Linked DNA regions of Homo sapiens: regions 1 and 3 are each linked to region 2. Evidence: read pairs that join two places in POLR2A ChIA-PET (ENCODE). Cell type or tissue: MCF 10A. All regions are shown on one strand. Each heading gives the region's core, and the rest is flanking DNA. Links, peaks and the distances in the headings are about the cores only.

What was found. ChIA-PET counts read pairs that join two places held together with the same protein. Peaks named below come from ENCODE experiments on the same cell type or tissue, not always from the same donor. Only the 100,000 strongest peaks of a DNase experiment are listed, where the experiment ranks them.
Region 1: POLR2A ChIA-PET joins it to region 2 with 29 read pairs; 4 of 35 experiments call an interaction of 5 or more read pairs at or near these places.
Region 3: POLR2A ChIA-PET joins it to region 2 with 54 read pairs; 6 of 35 experiments call an interaction of 5 or more read pairs at or near these places.

The regions. Positions count from the first base shown.
Region 1 is chr1:214,570,359-214,576,819 of GRCh38, forward strand. No RefSeq gene overlaps it. Among named protein-coding and RNA genes, the nearest start is that of PTPN14, 22 kb to the left of the region's middle. In MCF 10A, for the core only: no CTCF peak of the experiment used is centred there; DNase peaks (open chromatin) are centred at 2,123, 3,193, 3,803 and 4,563.
Region 2 is chr1:214,413,469-214,419,929 of GRCh38, forward strand. It overlaps PTPN14 (protein tyrosine phosphatase non-receptor type 14), which reads right to left. Exons shown (of 19, transcript NM_005401.5): 4 at 1,161-1,258. It overlaps LOC124904508 (a long non-coding RNA gene), which reads left to right and starts at 3,690. Exons shown (of 3, transcript XR_007066875.1): 1 at 3,690-3,778; 2 at 4,237-5,511; 3 at 5,886-6,461. RefSeq lists an enhancer at 6,083-6,461. In MCF 10A, for the core only: no CTCF peak of the experiment used is centred there; DNase peaks (open chromatin) are centred at 3,143 and 5,083.
Region 3 is chr1:214,578,462-214,584,922 of GRCh38, forward strand. No RefSeq gene overlaps it. Among named protein-coding and RNA genes, the nearest start is that of CENPF, 22 kb to the right of the region's middle. In MCF 10A, for the core only: no CTCF peak of the experiment used is centred there; a DNase peak (open chromatin) is centred at 3,550.

The DNA of each region.
Region 1 (6,461 bases), core at 611-5,610, 160 kb after region 2:
ATCTTATTTCCTCCTATCAGTATCTTGATAAGAGCCTAGAATATTTTCCTTATTACTGTTCCCAGGGCTGGACTGAGACACTTTTGACATGCAATAGACTTTCTGGGCTAGGGAATTGCTTTTATAAACTCCCCCTCACCTGTATTTTTCCATTCCAAAATGTTGCCAATTAGATATAATGTTTAAGCATCAAACACTGTAAAAATGTAAACTCCACAAGTAGTAGTGATGGTTATCCTGCCATTGGGAATTCTAAGCAGGTCTTGGTAAAGAAAGGAAAAGGGAAGATGTTTGTCCAGTTCACGGTTTTGAGTCAGGCTCACTCTGACTCACAGAAAAGTACCTCCTGTGACTCCTTTTCCTTCTAGCCTCTACTGTTTATATCTTTGCTTTAATTTCCTCCTCTGTCTTCACCATGGATTCCTATAACTCCAAATAGTCTTGCACTCGAAGCTGATTATTTCAGAATACTTAATGTCTGAAGTTCCCCCAAATTAGCATCCAGATGTGTTATTTAGCATTCGTGAATACTGAAATTTTCCTTGCAAGAAAATAGTTCTTCTATAATGATAGAACAATGATGCACTTTCCCTCTTATACAATAATAGGAAGAGTACACATTGTAAAATGGCAGAGGAAAACATTGTTTGAAAGAGACAGAGCCTCAATCAATTAACAGGCATGTCCTGCAAAAAGCTATGCAAAATTCCCCCCTTACCAGATAATGGGAGGGAGAGTGGAGATGGAGAAGTTCACTTACTGTAGTCAGGTGACTTCTTTAGCCATAATGACGCTAAGGTTCTTAAACATGGCAAAATCTGAGGTATTGACACATTGGAAGCAGACAAAGACTAGACATGATTTTCATTAATTCTCATCCATATTAAATAAGTGACATCTACAATCTTTGCACAGTGAAGGGATGAGGGAGAAACTAGTGGGGTTGTCAGTCATGTGAACCACTTGCTTTGCCTCCTTCTTCTGATAATGATCTTCCACCCAACTGATTGAACACTCAGGGTTGGGAGAAGGCAGGAGTGGTGACAGGATATTATCTTCAATTTGGTCTGCTTTTCTTATCTTTAGAAGTACCAACAGAAGGGAACAGAGGTTGAAATTAATGAGGTGGAAATGGGATTCTGAATTATCAGTGCATTTTAATCATCTCTGCTCACCCTTGCAGGTTGACTGTACTCAATTTCCTTTAGACTTCCCTAGGTAGAGAAGTCTACACTCATGAGAAAGAATAATTTCTGTCCTGGAAGCTCTATTCCCTGTATTATTTTTAAAGGAGATTTTAAAACTTAAGGAGGCCTCAGTAGAAAAACATTTCTACATTTGTTTCTTCGAAAAAGACTTTAAAACATCATTTGCCAATAGAGAAAGGGTTTTCCCTACTGTTTTTGGAGCACATTTCTGAAAAGTCCCTCTCCGTGAATCCTCTGCATATGTCCCTCAGAGAAGACGAATGTAAGTAGCATCATATGCCCTCGATGCACTGATTTCTTCCTTGGTTTGTCTTGTCCTGGTCAGAGAAATAGCTTCCATTCTTTTGGATTGCTTTTAAATTCTAATGTCAGAGAACTTCAGTAAAAACCAAATATGGGCCTAGGTTGACGTGCAACAGATTGAGAAGTTGAAATAACATATTGCCTGGACGCAACAGCTGTGAAAAGTCCGTCAGTTAGATTCTGCGGGTACGGTAAACAATGATAAAAGTCAGGCAGAGAGATCATAAAATTATGATTTTTTTTAAAGAAAAAAGTAAAGCCAGGAAAGAAAAGGCCTTTGTCTCTAGTTGACCAGCTAGCCCAAAGCTTCTACCAGAAATAGTGAAAACTGTAGTAACTTGAAGTTGGCTTACAGAGAGGAGACTGCCATGTGAGTTGAGGCTTTTTAGAGGACCTGGGCTGGGCCTGGAAGGAGGTGAAGGGCTGGGTTCAAGAGAGGTGGGGAAAGAGAATTCCAAGCAGGGTGTGAAAGAAGGCATAAAAGTCAGGATGAACACAGTGGTGGTGATGGAGAACTGGGGAAGGGTCAGAAGGTTCAGGTAGGGAATGCCCTCCCCAAGGGAGGGGCTGCCTCAGAGGAGACAGCTATAAGCCTCCTCTTCTCTGAAAGAGGGGCAGGAACAGGCCTCAGCGTGCCTGGGTAGTGGCCTGCGCTGGTTCTTTCTGGCAGAAAGCCTTCATTAAGAACTTTTGAACTGTCAAGGAAATTAGTCCCCAATTCAGCTGAGTTAAAATTCAGCTCCCCCTGTCCCTCCACCTGCCCTATCCCCATTACCTAATTTCAAGATTCTGTCCTTTCACCATAAGATCTTTAAAACTGCTGAAGTGATGGGGCAGAAAAGAAAATGTGAACTGTTTTTCCTAAGCAATTAATTTGAGCCTGCTATTTGAATAACTACTGTTCTAGTATTCTCTCAACTTGTTTTCCACTTAAATTTCAAAGCAGACTCATAGCTACTCCAGACAAGGACCAGTTCTGGAATTCTACCTCCCTCTCTTCCTGTTTTTCTCTCTCTCTCTCACACACACACACACACACACACACACACACACACACACACACACTGCTGGCATTACAACCTATCCCACTCACCCACGGTTTCTAGTAGGTTCTGACCTAGGATCCATTTAATATAGCACTAGCTGGTGAAGGCAATGAAGGAAATCCTAGCATTTAACTTTCAGCTCATAAAAAACATATGTCCATGTATACAAGCTGCAAAGGAAAGCACAGAATTATCTTCTCACTTGGAAAAACTCTGCCATTTCCCCCATGAAAAAGAAAAACATGTTGGCCCAAGAATCTTGCCATCTTCTTCCTTTTCTTCCTCTTTCTCTTCCTCTCCCCACCCTCCATTCTTCTTATTTTTTCTTAGTTCTTGAAACCTACTAACAAGATTCCAGGTAATGTTTAAAGGTTTCCAGGTTTGTTTCTCAAGTGTTCTGAAACATTCCTTTTTGGGATGTACATGGGTGTGCGGATCTTTATTAGATATGATCTTTGCCCAAATGCCTCAGTCCATGCTCTGTTATCATCAAGTGAAATCCAAATCTCTGCGAAGAACTTTTTTTTTTTTTAATAACACCTGGCCTGGCACACAAAGCCTTAAGGGCTGAAAGCCATGGCAGATTCTCCAACTACAAGAATCAAACCATTCATCATCGTCTAGCCTTCACGTCTGCCAGCCAAGAAGGAACAGGAAGTTCGCTTGTGAGTTGCAGGAGTACGGAATGCGAAACTCCAAGCAGTTACTTGCTGTGGTTTTAAGTTTTTGTCTTGGAAGTTAAGAACAATGTGAACCTCTCTTCTAAATAGCATTCTAGTCAATAAATACCTACCTGGCACCTCAAGCCTTTGAAGTTGCTGCAGTCTGTACCTTAGCACAACATTTTAACACATATTAGTTTTTAAAGCAAATCTAATATGAGTACTAGTGTACAAATTGCCCATATTGCGTGGCTGATTAGGTTGCTATTTAAGACTGAGCAGATTAAATATCCTCTCTAAAAATTCTTAGTAGGCATTTTCAGCCTTTATGTATACATCAACAAGCTACCGCATAACATTTCTCATGGGTCACACTCGATTTATAGTTTACCAATTTATAGAGGGGTGTGGTGGGGTGGCAGTTTGAGAGGAAGGGTCTGGGCTTACCAGGGTTAACAAACATGTGCATTTCGACTATACGCTTGCTGGCAATCCAATTTAATAGCTCATTTTCAAATCCTTTCTTGGAAAAGGAATTCAGATTACATAATCATGAAAAACAAACCTGTTGCCACCCAGCATGAGCCAACATGTTACAGTACTTTATGGCCTAAGGTTATTAAGCCAGCACCCAGTTTCATGAGCCAGAGAGAAGATTGGGAACATTTAAAATCTATCAGCTTTGTTAAAGTTATGCTGCTTAGTAGAAATAACAGGCAATTCACCTTTCTTGAGTTCATAATACCTTAAGACCTTGGATTGATTAAATAGGCGCTTGTTTACTGCTAATGAGGGCTATATGATCATTAGCAACCTAGAAACCTACTGAGTAATTCTTTACATTAGCTCCTTTTAATGGGAAGACTACCTTGGCTATTCCTAGCTATCCTCAAGATTCCCATCAACTTTGTCTTTCACTGTGAAGCTTTCTTTTACATTGCACCATGGGCTGAGTGAAGTAATGAACTCTGATCTGGTATAACTGCCCACAAACATAAATTGTCTATTATTTCAACTGAAAAATCTCTGTGTTCTAGGTTTTTAAATTTTTCATTTTGGGTGCACTTGGAGATAAGACTGTGAACTCTACTTTAATCTACATTTCCTGGTTTAAGGGCCATATACAGATATTGTCCTAAAACTCCTGCTTCAAGTTTCCAAAGGAAATCTATTAACATCAGCTGTGGGTCTAGATAGGTGGTGAGACATGAAGAGTGGTTACTTTCTTACTTTAGACAGGTAACCAAAAAAGAATGCTTTTCTGCCCGAAGCAAGACATTGACCTAAATTTCTATTTTCAACACAGAAGTGAAAAAAAGAAAACAATCTGACTCATCAAATTAGGCAACAATCAACTCACCATATAACCTTTCCTGTGGTTAATATACCTTATGAACTTGCTATGAGGTATACAAATTGCCTCCATTCTTCCAGCAGAAATCATAGTTGATTAGATGACAAAACCTATGCAGAAGAGCAGGAGAGTAAGTACCAATAACTATCTTTTGTGTACTCACCATGTAGCGTGGTGCTAAGAGCTTTACACAAATTATTTCACATAATCCTCAGAACAACCCCCTTAGCTGGATAAGGGTGAAGCGAGGTTGAGTAATTTGCCCAACACCTCACAGCTAGCAAGTTGTAGTGCTGGGACCTGTCTTTGGTTTAATGCCTACACTCTAGGCTGTGCTACTTCCTGGTTATCAGACTACATAGGTATCTAGAAGGTAAAAAATCACTCCTCAACTGCTATGGCTAACAGGTCACCTTTACATATCCTGAATATATATTCTGTTTTATTTGACTTTCACTAAATAACAACTTTTCTCTGGTAATTAAAGAGTTGTTGGGCATGGTGGCTCAGGCCTGTAATCCCAGCACTTTGGGAGGCCAAGGAAAGTGGATCACCTGAGGTCAGGAGTTCGAGACCAGCCTGACCAACATGGAGAAACCCCATCTCCACTAAAAATACAAAATTAGCTGGGTGTGGTGGCACATGCCTGTAATCCCAGCTACTTGGGAGGCTGAGGCAGGATAATTGCTTGAGCCCAGGAGGCAGAGGTTGTGGTGAGCTGAGATCGTGCCATTGCACTCCAGCCTGGGCAACAAGAGTGAAACTCCATCTCAAAACAAACAAACAAACAAACAAACAAACAAAGAGTCATGCTAATCCGAAAAGTGTTGCTTCATTGTTTTTTAAAATATTGAAGTGTTAATGTTTTCTGGTTCTAGAATCTCAGAAGCAATTTCTCCCAGAAGGAACTATAGGGGTAATTTTATACCCCTTCTCTCTCTAGTACCAGCCAAGAGAGAAAAGCTGGGTTCCTTCAGCTGCTCCTCCTTCTCCAACTTTCAGCAAGCAAAAGAGATAGAAATATTGCCTCAGTTTATTTGTGGCTCATTTGCATTTCACCTTGTCCACTGAGCTCTAGGGTGGGTGATACAGTTTGGCTCTGTGTCCACACCCAAATCTCATCTTGAATTGTACTCTTGTATTTCCCACATGTTGTGGGAGGGACCTAGCGGGAGATAATTTGAATCATGGGGTGGTTTCCCCCATACTGTTCTTGTAGTGAGTAAATCTCACAAGATCTGATGGTTTTATCAGGGGTTTCTGTTTTTGCATCTTCCTCATTTTCTCTTGCTCTTGCCGCCGCCATGTAAGAAGTGCCTTTGCCTCCTGTCATGACTCTGAGGCCTCCCAGCCATATGAAACTGTAAGTCCAATTAAACCTCTTTTTTTGCCCAGTCTCGGGTATGTCTTCATCAGCAGTGTGAAAATGGACTAATACAGTAAATTGGTACCAGGAGTGGGGTGTTGCTGAAAAGATACCCAAAAATGTGGAAGCAATTTTTGGACCTGGGTAACAGGCAGAGGTTGGAGCAGTTTGGAGGGTTCAGAAGAAGACAGGAACTTCCTAGAGATTTGTTCAATGGCTTTGACAAAAATACTGATAATGATATGAACAATGAAATCCAGGCTGAGGTGATCTCAGATGGAGATGAGGGACTTGTTGAAAACTAAAGCAAAGGTAACTCTTGTTATGTTTTAGCAAAGAGGCTGGCAGCATTTTGCCCCTGACCTAGAGATATGCAGAACTTTGAACTTGAGAAAGATGATTTAGGGTAACTGCTGGAAGAAATTTCTAAGCAGAAAATTATTCAAGATGTGACTTGGGTGCTGTTCAAGGCATTCAGTTTTAAAAGGGAAGCAGAGCATAAAAGTTCATAAAATTTGCAGA
Region 2 (6,461 bases), core at 438-5,437:
AATCTGAGATGATTCAATTCAGCCCAGTGTTTGGGATGGGAAGTCAGTTCACACCTTCTAAAACAACAGTCCATGCAGGAAGAACCCAGCTGCTGGCTGGCTCACACTTGCAGATAAGCTGGTTTTCAAGAAAATGACTAAAAGGAAAAGTTTCTTTTCAAAAACTATATTACCATCTTCTTGCTTTTTTAAAAAAATGTTTTTAATTTTTACTTTTTGAGACAGAGTCTAGCTTTGTCACCCAGGCTGGAGTGTGGTGGTGTGACCTCAGCTCACTGTAACCTCCACCTCCCACGTTCAAGCGATTCTCGTGCTCCAGCCTCCTGAGTAGCTGGAATTACAGGCGTGTGCCACCATGCTTGGCTAATTCTTGTATTTTTATTAGAGACAAGGTTTTACCATGTTGGCCAGGCTGGTCTCGAACTCCTGACTTCCAGTGATTCACCTGCCTCGACCTCCCAAAGTGCTGGGATTACAGGCATGAGCCACCGCGCTGGCCTATCTTGCTTTCAATATGGCCTATCTTGCTTTCAGTATAACTGAAGGCAGTTAAGCCACCACTCAATAAACCATAATGTATAAAATATACATATAAAGTCCCACACATAACAATTTAGAGAAGGCAAAAAACAGCTATGTAATATAAACCTTTATAGGATGGATTGAAAGATAAATTCAGTCCAATACACATTTGTTGTTTCATGTTACAATCATGGATTTTAAATCTACCTCTTTAATTGCATTAGAATGCATTATACTATAATGTTTAAAGCTATCACACTCAAAGAAGTTGTGATAGTAACACCTTTGCAGCATCAAGCTACAGAATATGACCACATTGTGCCTTGGAATAATTCTGAGAAAATGTTCCACAAACCCTGAAATGTAGCCTTAATTAAAGGCAGAATAAAAGCTGCTATTTCCTCATATAAAACTGTAATTATACAAGCATGAGCAGTTTGCAAACAGCTTTGAGAAATCTACCACCCAGCCACCAAAAATCACTAACTTTGCATTTTTCACGTAAGATAACTTGAAATAAAAAGGGAGCATTACTAAGGGATCATTTAAGTAAATCTAACTTCTCACTCTGAGAGGCCAGCAACACCATGATCAAACAGAAAATGGAATTTCACATGCTGCTCATAACTATGTCTTACCTTGCACAGCTAGGCCGGCTAGCCGAATCACCTGGTCCAATGTACATCGTAATCGCCCTTCAAGCACATCTTTTTTGACTTGCAGGTAATACTGATATCTGTTCATGGGAATAGAGGAACAAACAACCTTAAAAACACATACTTGGAATATATTCCCACAACACAGATGCCTCTAGATGTAAAACCTTGTGTACACAGCAGGACATGCCTGTGATGCTGATAAAGGTCATTTCTATAAAAGATGGAAAGTGACCTCTGCCTGTGTTTATCTTTGTTTGATGTAGCAGGTGCCACATCCTGTTCATTCTGAGCTTGAGAGGATTCTCATCACATCACTTATTTGTAGGCCAGCGGGATAAACCACTGATAAGGACCAGGTCCTCATAACAGAATCCGAGAATGAAAATACTTTTGCACACCTGGAGACCCACGACAACACGACTGCCAAAGCTACACTCAACAGTGTGCGTTCCTGAATGCATTCTAGAAACACATCACCTTTCAAACTCAAAAGTTCGGTAAGGCAGATCACAAACAGGCCAAATAATTTGTAATTCCACTAAAAAATCAAATACAGTTTTCACCTTACACATCTGTGAATCAGAAAAATCTAATCTGATGCAACTTTCGAAACTGAAGTAAATTCTCAAACCAGCAAAGTACAGATGGACAGAATCGTGCCCAAACACATCAAGTCTCAGACTAGACAAGTGCCCTCAGGAGCTAATACAGTGTACTGTTTCCCTACCAATAAAATAGCCCTCTTAGAATTACCTAAAACATTTAGAAAACTTCTCACTCAAGACGTTTATTTCCCAGGACTCCACTTCCTTTGCCCATACTCTCAACACATAGTCACAACGACAACAATCACATTTCTCTAGCATTAATTCCTGGTAAATGCTAACAATCCTTTTGCTCCTGGTAACTGTAACTCTGTATTTTAACTTCACTTTGGCATCTCAATCAAGGGAACCCATAAGTGAACCAAAGCCCAACTTTCCTGGAGAGAGGCAATCGGCGCTGAGAGCTAATTACTGCTGGCTCTACCATGTTGATGTCACAGGCATCATTACACATCAGTCAATCCAATGCCTGTTTGAGGGAAGGAACTGGGCTCCGTGCATGCTCCAGTAGAGTCCTTCTTCTCTCCTCTTGGGTGTACTAAACAGGATAAAGACAGCCATACCACTCTTTGGTGGGAAAAACCTATACTCAAATCAGAAGGGCAAACACTGGGAGTTACTTAAAAATCCTTTTTAGTCAAACCTAATATGGGCTAGAAAAAATCACGAAGCAAAACAAAAAGCAAAATCTCAAGGTAGAAAAGAATGGTAAATTTCACTGATTCCTACTAATTATAAAATGTTTGAATCTCATCTACATGCCATTCATTCCTTCTCATCTTTCTGGAGTGGTTTTGACTTATTTGCTGCTCTCCAAGCCAGAAAGACAAACAGATATTTTAACCCATAGCTATCATTCATGCACTTTCTATGGGTGTAAGTCTGCTAGATGCTGAGTAGTATCTTGGAGAGTGCTAAAACAGTCTCCACCTTACAAGGATGCACATATCTTTTTGATCGCTGTGATCATGTTTTTGTCTAGTGTACTATCTAAGGATTCAGTGATTAAGAACCAAGGAGTAAAACATCTGAAAAGGTGTTAACCTGGCATCATCTGCCAGAGGTAGAGCTTTGTTACCTGTTACCTTGGAGATGAAAATGATCAGCTAAGATTATTTATTAGAGAATACCTTTGGGAGTTGACCAGTAACCAATTAATCTGCCACCAAAACAACAGCTCTAGTTCTTAAAAATCTGCTGCTTCCAACTTTCATCTACAGCTACCATTTGTATAATGTGTCAGCAAGTTCTATTACAGATCCATTCTATCCTAGGAAACAGTGACTCACAATCCACTAGCAAGGAACACCAGGAACATTCCTAATCATGTAGGTTGGGTGTAGGATTTTGCTGGAATATAAAAATAAGGAGCTGAAGCAAGCAGGGCTCTCTCCTGGAAGCCATCCAAACTAGGAGAGAATCTAAACAGCAGCAATGATAGGGTGCTATTACCACGAGATTGTGGGTACTACTGTGTAAGACTGCAGAAACGAGAATGAAATTCAAACCACTTTGAAAATTGTTTGGCTGGTACAATTTTGCACAAAAGGCAGTTTTATAAAATATTATAATTCTATCGAATATGATGACTAAATTTGACAACAGGAGTTGAAATTCTATTTCTAGAATGCCTGCTCTTTGCTTATTTCTCATTAGCGATTCAATTATAACAGTAGTAAAATATAACAGTGAATTCTATTTTGGAAGCATGCAATTTCATGGAAGTATACTCCACCCTGTCATAGCTTTGGGTGGAGGGGAAAAGGAAAAAAAAAAACAACAATTTTCATGCCAGGAAAGTAAGCATTTGCCAACTTTCCAAAGAGATCCTCTTTGAAAATCCAAGCTCACAAGGAAAACTTTTTAATATTTTTCATATTCAAAGACCTGGAAATAGTCCATCTGACTCTTGAGGCCCAATGAATGGTTTTAGGTTAGGATTCTGCTCTGCCTCTAAGAATTGGTGAACATAATTTTGCTTCTCGAATGAAGGTAAAATTTTGTATTTTCAAATTTTTAAATTTTGTTTTTAAAGATTAACTTTTTATTAAATACAGATTTGTCGGGGTGAAATAAAAAAGGCGTCCTAATAATCAGTGTTATCTATTGGGAACTAACATGCTATGACCTAGTCTCTGGGGGCCTCATCTATCTAGAATCTCCTCATCCGATGGTAAGAAAATAAGTGACTTATCCAAGTCACTTCCTCCCATAGGAGTTTGAAAAATCAAGTTTGAAAAAATGCCCTGTTGGGTCAAATCAACAGAGCCTTCAGTACTTTTGACAGAGTATCAAAGGATCCCTTCAAAATTATAGCCCATAACAATATCTTCAACATTTAGAGATGAATTGCTAAGATCTTCATGCTCTCTTTTAAATTCATGTATGAGGAATTTATCTCAGCACGTCTGCAACTGTGTTTTACTTGCAATTCTGTTCATGCTTCTCAGAGTGAGCAGGTCCGTGTGGTGTTCTGAAAGCATGGGCTGTATTACCACAGAACTACAAATAAGGCACCAGGAACTCAGAGGCCGGGTACGTGTTGCTTTTAAAATATTTCACCCACCCCTCCCCACAAGTGAAATCTTCATTCCAAGTCCAGTTCAGCAGACGTGCCCAAAACAGGAGAGAGCCATGTAAAACGGTTAAAGCCTTGGCATCTGATTTTGGTCATACTACCACCCTAGGATGCAACATGCTCAGCGTAAGTCACAGGATGGTGAAGACAGGAGGAGCAGGGCCCTTGCCACGGTTCCAAATGTCTGCTGCCTTCCCAACAGGGTCATGCCTGCCTACCTCATTACTCCTGGGACTAGCTTTGGGGCCAGTGAAATGGGAATGGAAGCAGGAAGTGATTGTTGCTCCCAAGCAAAAGTGTCCAGAGCCAGTGACCGGTTCTCCACCTCTGCTTCCCTTTGCTCTGAGGCCTGCAGTGAGCAGGGAGGGCAGGCTGCTCAGTGAGCCTGAGCCCTGGGCAAAGACAGCTGGGAACAGAGCCTCAGACGACCCACAGTGGATCTGTCAGGTGGGCAGCAAATAAACCTTTGTTTGTGAAAGCCACAGAAGCTTGGGGGCCATACATCACTGCAGCATGATGGAGCCTAAGCTATTTAATAAGGGAAGGATTTTTAAATTCCCAGTCCAATCCTTTCATTTCTTAGAGAAGGCAACTGTGTTGAGGGAGGAGAATGACTTGTCCAAGGTAATACTGCTTCCTTAAAGACATGGCCACAACCAGATCTGGGCATGAACAACCACAGGGATGAAGGCAGGATCTGATCCCTGCCCATTCTGGGCAAACCACCAATTTCACTGAAGTCTAAAAATAAAAGTGAAAATAAAACACCACTACCCGGTGATTTTTATGATGCTTCTAAAGAAGGGCTTCAATCACCAAGCTTTTCTCCACCCCTACTTAGACAGTCTGAGCTACAGCATATGAGGCAAATGTTGAAATGAGAAACTTTTCCATAAAAATCCTATTACAGGACATGTTTCATATTGTGGCCAATGGTTATTCAGATCTGTTTTTTCTCCTGGCAGCAGCCTCTGAGATATTTCACTTTTCTGCCCCAGAGATAGAAGGAAGGGAAAGAAGACTGAGTTATACATTTTAACTACATGTTAATTTTCGAAGAAGGATGGAGGGATAGAAGTAAAATCTACAGACCAGAGTTTCTGATTGTAGGCTCCCATCTGGAAGGAGTGGCTATGTCCAACAGCAGGTACAAACTGGGCCCTTATGTGTATATATTTCTAAATGCAGATTTTTAAAAAGTAAAATGCAATTCATCGTCAGTATCACACACAGGCGTTTACTTGTTTGCACTGAGCAGCTTCTATATTATCGATCATAAAAAATGTTATCCAAATTTAATAGCACATATCAACTATTCATTACTCCTTCTCCCCCTACTCTCAAGGAGGTCTGAGTAAGAAAGAAAACTTTCTTTCCTAATTTGAAAAACAGGTTAGTGAAAGCACTCTGTAAGCTGTAACTACCAACCTGCAGAATCATTATCATCACACACGGCTCCTGGTCTGCTCTTCCCTCCTCTAGAGTTCAAATTTAGTTAAACCAACTTATCTCTCCCCATAGGCACGGTCAGTAGGGATGTGACAATTTGGAGAGAGGGGCCATCCTTAAATTCCTCACTTTTTGAAGCCTTTCCATAAAACTACTGGAGTGGAGGACCAGACCAGGACCCGGAAAGACAAATTGTCCTGTCACTGTTATGAAGAGCAGGGTAAGACTTAAAATGTGCTTTCCTCACTAGAAAACTTTCTTCATAACTAGCAATATCAGAGGAATCTTGCTAGAATGTACTGGAACCCAGTTCTCCCAAGTGCAGCATGTACCAAAGTGCCAGACAGCATTGGTTTCTGGCTGATGTTATATTCTGCAAATGGAAACGTTTCTCTACTATAAAAGACAAAAAAAAGAGGGAAAAGAGACAAGTAGTCCTAGAGTCCTGGGGTACAGGAGAGCAAAGGGGAATAATTTAAAATCTTAGATTGACAGAGATACCCATAGGAAGGAACCAACACATTCCATCCATTCCAGCGGGTGTTCACAGCTGTAAATCCAGATAAAGGACAGGGTGGCCCATGCTGTTCTCTGTCTGCCAGGACCAGATAAATACTATGTATGCAGGCATGCAACCAGATAAACCTG
Region 3 (6,461 bases), core at 488-5,487, 170 kb after region 2:
ATGCTTAGCTTTTTTTTTTTTTTTTTTTTTTTTTGAGACAGGGTCTCGCTCTGTCACCCAGGCTGAAGTGCAGTGTCATGATCTTGGCTCACTGTAACCTCCACCTCCCGGGTTCAAGCAATTCTCCTGCCTCAGCCTCCTGAGGAGCTGGGATTATAGGCGCACCCCACCATGCCTGGCTAATTTTTGTATTTTTAGTAGAGACAGGGTTTCACCACGTTGCCCAGGCTAGTCTCGAACTCCTGAGCTCAGGTGATCCACCTGCCTCAGCCTCCCAAAGTGCTGGGATTACAGGCATGAGTCACTGCACCTGGTCCCTGCTCAGCTTTTTTGATGGATATATTGGGAACTAGATTCCTATGAAGTCAGGCAGGCCCCAGATACTGATCAAATATTGCATCTACTCTCAAAATTTCCTAAATTTCTATTTTCAACACAGAATTAAAAACAAAAACAAAAATATCTGGGCATGGTGGCTCACGCCTGTAATCCCAGCACTGTGGGAGGCCAAGGCAGGCGGATCACTTGAGGTCAGGGCTTTGAGAGCAACCTGGCCAATATACCAAAACCCCACCTGTACTAAAAATACAAAAAAAAATTAGCCGAGCATGGTGGCAGGCGCTTGTAACCCAGCTACTTGGGAGGCTGAGGTGGGATAATTGCTTGAACTTGGGAGGCAGAGGTTGCAGTAAAACAAGATCTCACCACTGCACTCCAGCCTGGGTGACAAAGTGAGAGTCCATCTCAAAAAAAAAAAAAAAAACAACAAAAAACAAACAAACAAAAAAACACCTCAGTGTGTAACCTTTCCTGTGGCTAATAAAAGCTTATAAAGTTACTATAAGGTAAGTTTACCTCAGAAGGTAGATTACTATTCAAAAGAGGAAGTAGTTTTAGGATTGGGAGGATAAAGAAACCAGAGTCAGGACTCCCCTGGGGACAAAGAGGAAAGAAGTAAATTGTTGCAAGATATTTGTCTAGGGTTTTTCTGGTTTGAGAAGTAAGGACTGGAGTATTAGGAAGTCACAAAAGTTGCTGTCTGTTCATTTGGTGATACATTAAAGGTAAGGAGCACCTTCCCTGTAACTACAGCTCAGAGGATCAGTTCTTGTGACATTCCTTCTCCACATGCTGACCGGGCCTCTGTCTCAAAAAAAAAAATTTTTTTTCAAAAATATAAATCTCTCTTAAAAACATGTAACTCATGTACATTAAAGTTTTGAAATGTTTATGTTGATTACCTGAATTTAAAAATAATACAAACAGAATAATTGTTGGTACATATTCACGTACTCTGTGTGTGTGTGTGTGTGTGTGTGTTTTGAGATGGAGTCTCACTCTGTCACCCAGGCTGGAGTGCAGTGGTGTGAACTCGGCTCACTGAAACCTCCGCCTCCCGGGTTCAAGCGATTCTCCTGCCTCAGCCTCCTGAGTAGCTGGGATTATAGGCACATGCCACCATGCCCGGCTAATTTTTGTATTTTTAGTAGAGATGGGGTTTTATCATGTTGGCCAGGCTGGTCTCAAATTCCTGACCTAGGGTGATCTGCCTGCCTCGGACTCCCAAAGTGCTGGGATTACAGGTATAAGCCACTGCGCTCGGCCCATATTCATGTACTTTAAATAAAGTACTTTGAATAGCTGTGTTTTTTGCCAATACTCTCTTACTGAGATATTTCTACAGAGTGTATTTTTTTTTAATGTGGTCTTATCATTTTAATTTTCTTCATAAAATCGCCTACTTTTTTTTTTTGAGACAGAGTCTCACTCTGTCTTCCAGGCTGGAGTGCAGTGGCACAATCACGGCTCACTGCAGCCTTGACCTCCTGGGCTCCAGTGATCCTCCTGCCTCAGCCTCCCAAGTAGCTGGTACTACAGTTGCACACCACCACACACAACTAATTTTTATATTTTTTGTACAGTCAAAGTTTTGTCATGTTGCCCAGGCTGGTCTAGAACTCCTGGACTCAAGTGATCGGCTCACTTCGACCTCCCAAAGTGTTGAGATTATGGGCGTGAGCCATCACACCTGGCCTGTTATACTCTTTTTCAATTGACTCTACCATCTAGCTTACAATATTTTCAATTGAGAAATTACTCTTTCTTCAGGTGGTGAGGCTTATGGTAAGCTCAGAACAAATTCTGCTAAATGAAGGAAATTCTCAATATTATTCTTTTTATTTGAAATGTGTAAATATTTCAGCATAAGTATTTTCCCAGATATGATACCTCCTGTTTGCCTCCATTCAGAGTAGATGTCTTTAACTAATAGTTTTGTAAGACAAAACTTGTTAGTAAGTTGTCTCCATACTTTAAAATATTTTGTATATAGATGCTTCACAATTATTAGTTTTTGCAGTTTCATTCCATTCTGGCATAGAATACAAATTTATGAAATTGTTTTTACAAAAAGCTTCATCAAAAGATTATTCCAGAAATGTAGATATTCTAAGGCACAATTATAGAATTTCAAAATTAAACACTGTAAATGGATTAAGCTTTCCTTATTTATTCACTCAAGTCTTCCCTTGCTTTTATAGGATAAATTTTAATATCTCTTTGCTTCCAAGTTTTTGTTTTGTTTTTAGAGACAGGGTCTCACTATGTTGTCCAGGTTGGACTCGAACTTGTAGGCTCAAGAAATTCTTCTGCTTCTGCCTCTTGAACGCCTGGCACTACAGACACTCTCCCATGTCTGGCTTGGTTCCAAGTTTTGTTTTTAATAATAGCGTTTCTCTAAAAGTTTTCTAGAACATTTCTGCTTTATAGATTTCTTATTTATCAATAAACTAATTGACAATAAATATAATGTGTGCATCACCAGAATTTGTATTTATATGATCCTCACAAATTTTGTCACTGAATTTGCAATAGCAGACACAATAAAGTCAGATGAACTTTCAAAAGCTTTGAGTCACTGAATTTCATGAAAATATTGAACAATTATTGGAATTAATTAAATTTTAATTTGAAGCAGCTGGTGACACATAAAACAGAAATCATGAGCTGTTTGCAGAGTTCTGTTAATTAAACCAAATATATTAGCAGCTATTGCTTCATATTTCATGCCTGTCGAAGAAAAGCTTAAAATAACAGCTAAGGTTTGAAGTAAATTCTGGGGCCTCCTTAACATATTTATGTCTTCTAATTTTCATTACTATAGGCCCCAAGGAGGCTGATAAATGTTGGCAAATATTTTATGCACGTTATATTTCATCGTCAACTTTATTTAGAAATGAGAAATCTGCATTTGAAATTTCATTAAACATGCTTTTTTGCTTTGTTTTGTTTTTTGAGCTCTTTGTTGCTGAGAGAGTTCATCACAACATTTTTGAAAAGTGTTACCAAATGATAGGGTAAATAAATAGTTGTAGATTTACCCTATCTAGTATATGCCAAAACCATTTTAGCAGGATTGCTCACACTACTTTGTGTAAGCTTTATGGTAGGCATGCTTAGCCTCCACTTCCTGCATGTATTTCACATTCACCACGTTTCTAATTTCCCACATTTCACACTGACCCCACTGTCTGGCAGATTGGCAGCCTTGTGCCTTAATCATCTTGCAGGCCCCACCTGGGGCCAAGGCACAACTGACTCATACACCAGATGGGTGCCAGGGACAGCAGCAACAAGTATTTCTCCCACATCCTTTGGGATGAAAAGTTAGTTGTCCTAAGTCACCGTATGCAACCACACTTTGTTTTTTCAAGCCAGCATGAGATATGCCGCTATCCTTAAAATGGAGGAGTTAGTTACCTGTGCCTTAAGAAAGGTTTAAGAAAGGTGAAAGAAGTTATCACTGATAGCTCAGACTTAACCACTTGTTAAGTGTTGAACTCTGTTTATGGCACATGTATCTCACACACTACTAGGGAAGACTATGCTACAATATGGAAGTACAAAGTTGATGCAGGGCAGATGATCCCCAAATTGGGGTTCAGCCAGGATGGAATTCAAGGGCAAGCCAGCGGTAGGTATTGAAGTGGCGGAGTTACAGCTCCAGCAGTCCTGCAGCTCTGTGACTGCTCCTGCAGAGCAGGGCTGCTCCACAGGCAGTGTGCTGAGAGTAGTAGCTGAGGGCAGTTCTGAAGTCAAATTTATACCCACTTTAATTTACATGCAAACTAAGAGGCGATTAACGCAGAAATTCCTAGAAAAAGGGTGGTAACTTCTGGGTGTTGCCATGGCAATGGTAAACTGACATGGCACACTGGTGGGCATGTCTTATATGGAAAGGTGTTTCCACCCCATCCCTGTTTTAACTAGTCCTCAATTAGGTCAGGTGTCTGAGCCCTGCCTCCAGAGTCGAGTCCTACGTCCTATTTCAAAGTTATCCACTAAACCAGTCCTGGCTTATTTTAACGCAGCTAATAATAATAATCTTTTGTTAAAGCAACAACAGCAATAACTCTGGGACACATGTTAAACCAGAGAGGTGCCAGGAAAATAGAAGTCAACCAGGAAATATGTATATGTTATCTGTTGACCACACAGATGCCTGCTTCATTCATAAAATGGATTTCTGTAATCTACCCCAATACCTAGGTATGGCCTCAAATTAAACATTAAAAAAAAATTTTCCATGTTATTCTTAGGGGCACTGAAGCTGTATTCCTGATTTAGGGAATTCCTTCACTTTCATTCCAAGATGTGAAGACACGTGGTCATAGAGCTCAGGAGAATCATGCACCTTAGTCCATGGTTAATCTAACACCTGGGTCAAAACTATTATTGAAAATGAGATAGAGACAAATTGATCCTTAACTTAGTCACACGATGATAAAAACTTGCTCCTTGAGCAAACTTGTCTTGCAAGTCGCGAGGTTTATTTTGGCTGTAACATTGTCTTTTTGGAAACTTGGGCTCGTAAAAGCCACTTTTCTTGAGGATCAAGCTTCCAACCAAGAAAGGGAAAATGTAACATACATTGATTTTCACACTTTGGAAGAAATAAGCATTAGATAAGCATTTTTCCTAAGGAGCTACTGAGATTTTAAAAATATATAAATCATTTTAGTTCCTTCGTAAAAATGACTATTGCAAGAGTTATAAGAATGTGTTTTAAATTTCTGGGAAGTAATTGATTCCAGAATGATGATGTTTTCTCTTTTCAAAGTTTTTAAATTTGCTTTTCTTCCCTGATTAACTTGTGTTAATTTTTAGAAATACAGTTGACCCTTGAACAACATGGGTTTGAATGGTGTAGGTCCATTTATATGAGGGTTTTTTTTTCAATAAACATATTGAAAAAATTTTTGGAGATTTTTGACAGCTTGAAAAAACTTGCAGAGAAACCACATATTCTAAAAATATCAAAACATTAAGAAAAAGATATGTTACAAATGCATAACATATATGTAGCTACTAGTCTATTTTATCATTTACTACCATAAAATATGCCCAAATTTATTATAAAAAGTTAAAATGTATTAAAACTTACGCCTACGAACACAGACTGTGCATGGTACCATTCAGTCGAGAGAAATGTAAACCAATGTAAAAATGCAGTATTAAATCATAACTGCATAAAATTAACTGTAGTACATACTGTACTACTGTGATAATTTCATAACCACCTTCTGTTGCTATTGCATTGAGCTCAAGTGTTGTATCAACTTAAAATGCTGTGTGAGGCTATTCATCTCCACGGGAGCAGTTCATCTCTAGTAAATTTCATATCACAATAAAAAGTTACCTTTCGTGCTTGTTGTGTATTTTTCATCATGTTTAGTGTAATATTGTAAACTTTGAATAACACCATGGAACCCATACAAAGTGCTGCTAGTGATACTGGTAGTACTCCCAGGAAGCAGAGAAGGTCATGACATTACAAGAAAAAGCTGAATTGCTTGATATAAAAGTTGAATTGCACAGTCTGTAGATTGAGGTTGGCAGCTGCAGTTGCCCACCATTTCAGACAGATGATTCATCTTGTAAACTTATGATATTGATAAATACAGTGCAGTACTATAAGTGTATTTTCTCTTCTTTATGCTTTTCCTAATAACAATTTTTTTTTTTTTGAGATGGAGTCTTGCTCTGTCGCCAGGCTGGAGTGCAGTAGCGCTATCTCAGCTCACTGCAATCTCTGTCTCCTGGGTTCAAGCAATTCTCCTGCCTCAGCCTCCTGAGTAGCTGGGATTACAGGCACATGCCACCACTGTCAACTAATTATTGTACTTTTAGTACAGACAGGGTTTCACCATGTTGGCCAGGATGGTCTTGATCTCCTGACCTCATGATCCACCCACCTCAGCCTCCCAAAGTGCTGGGATTACAGGTGTGAGCCACCGTGCCCGGCCAACATTTTTTTCTCTAGCTCATTTTATTACTGTATGAATACAGTATATAATACACATAACATACAAAATATGTGTTAATCAGCTGCCTATGTTATTGGTAAGGCTTCCAGTCCACAGTAGGCTATTAGTAGTTAAGTTTTTGGGGAGTCAAAAGTT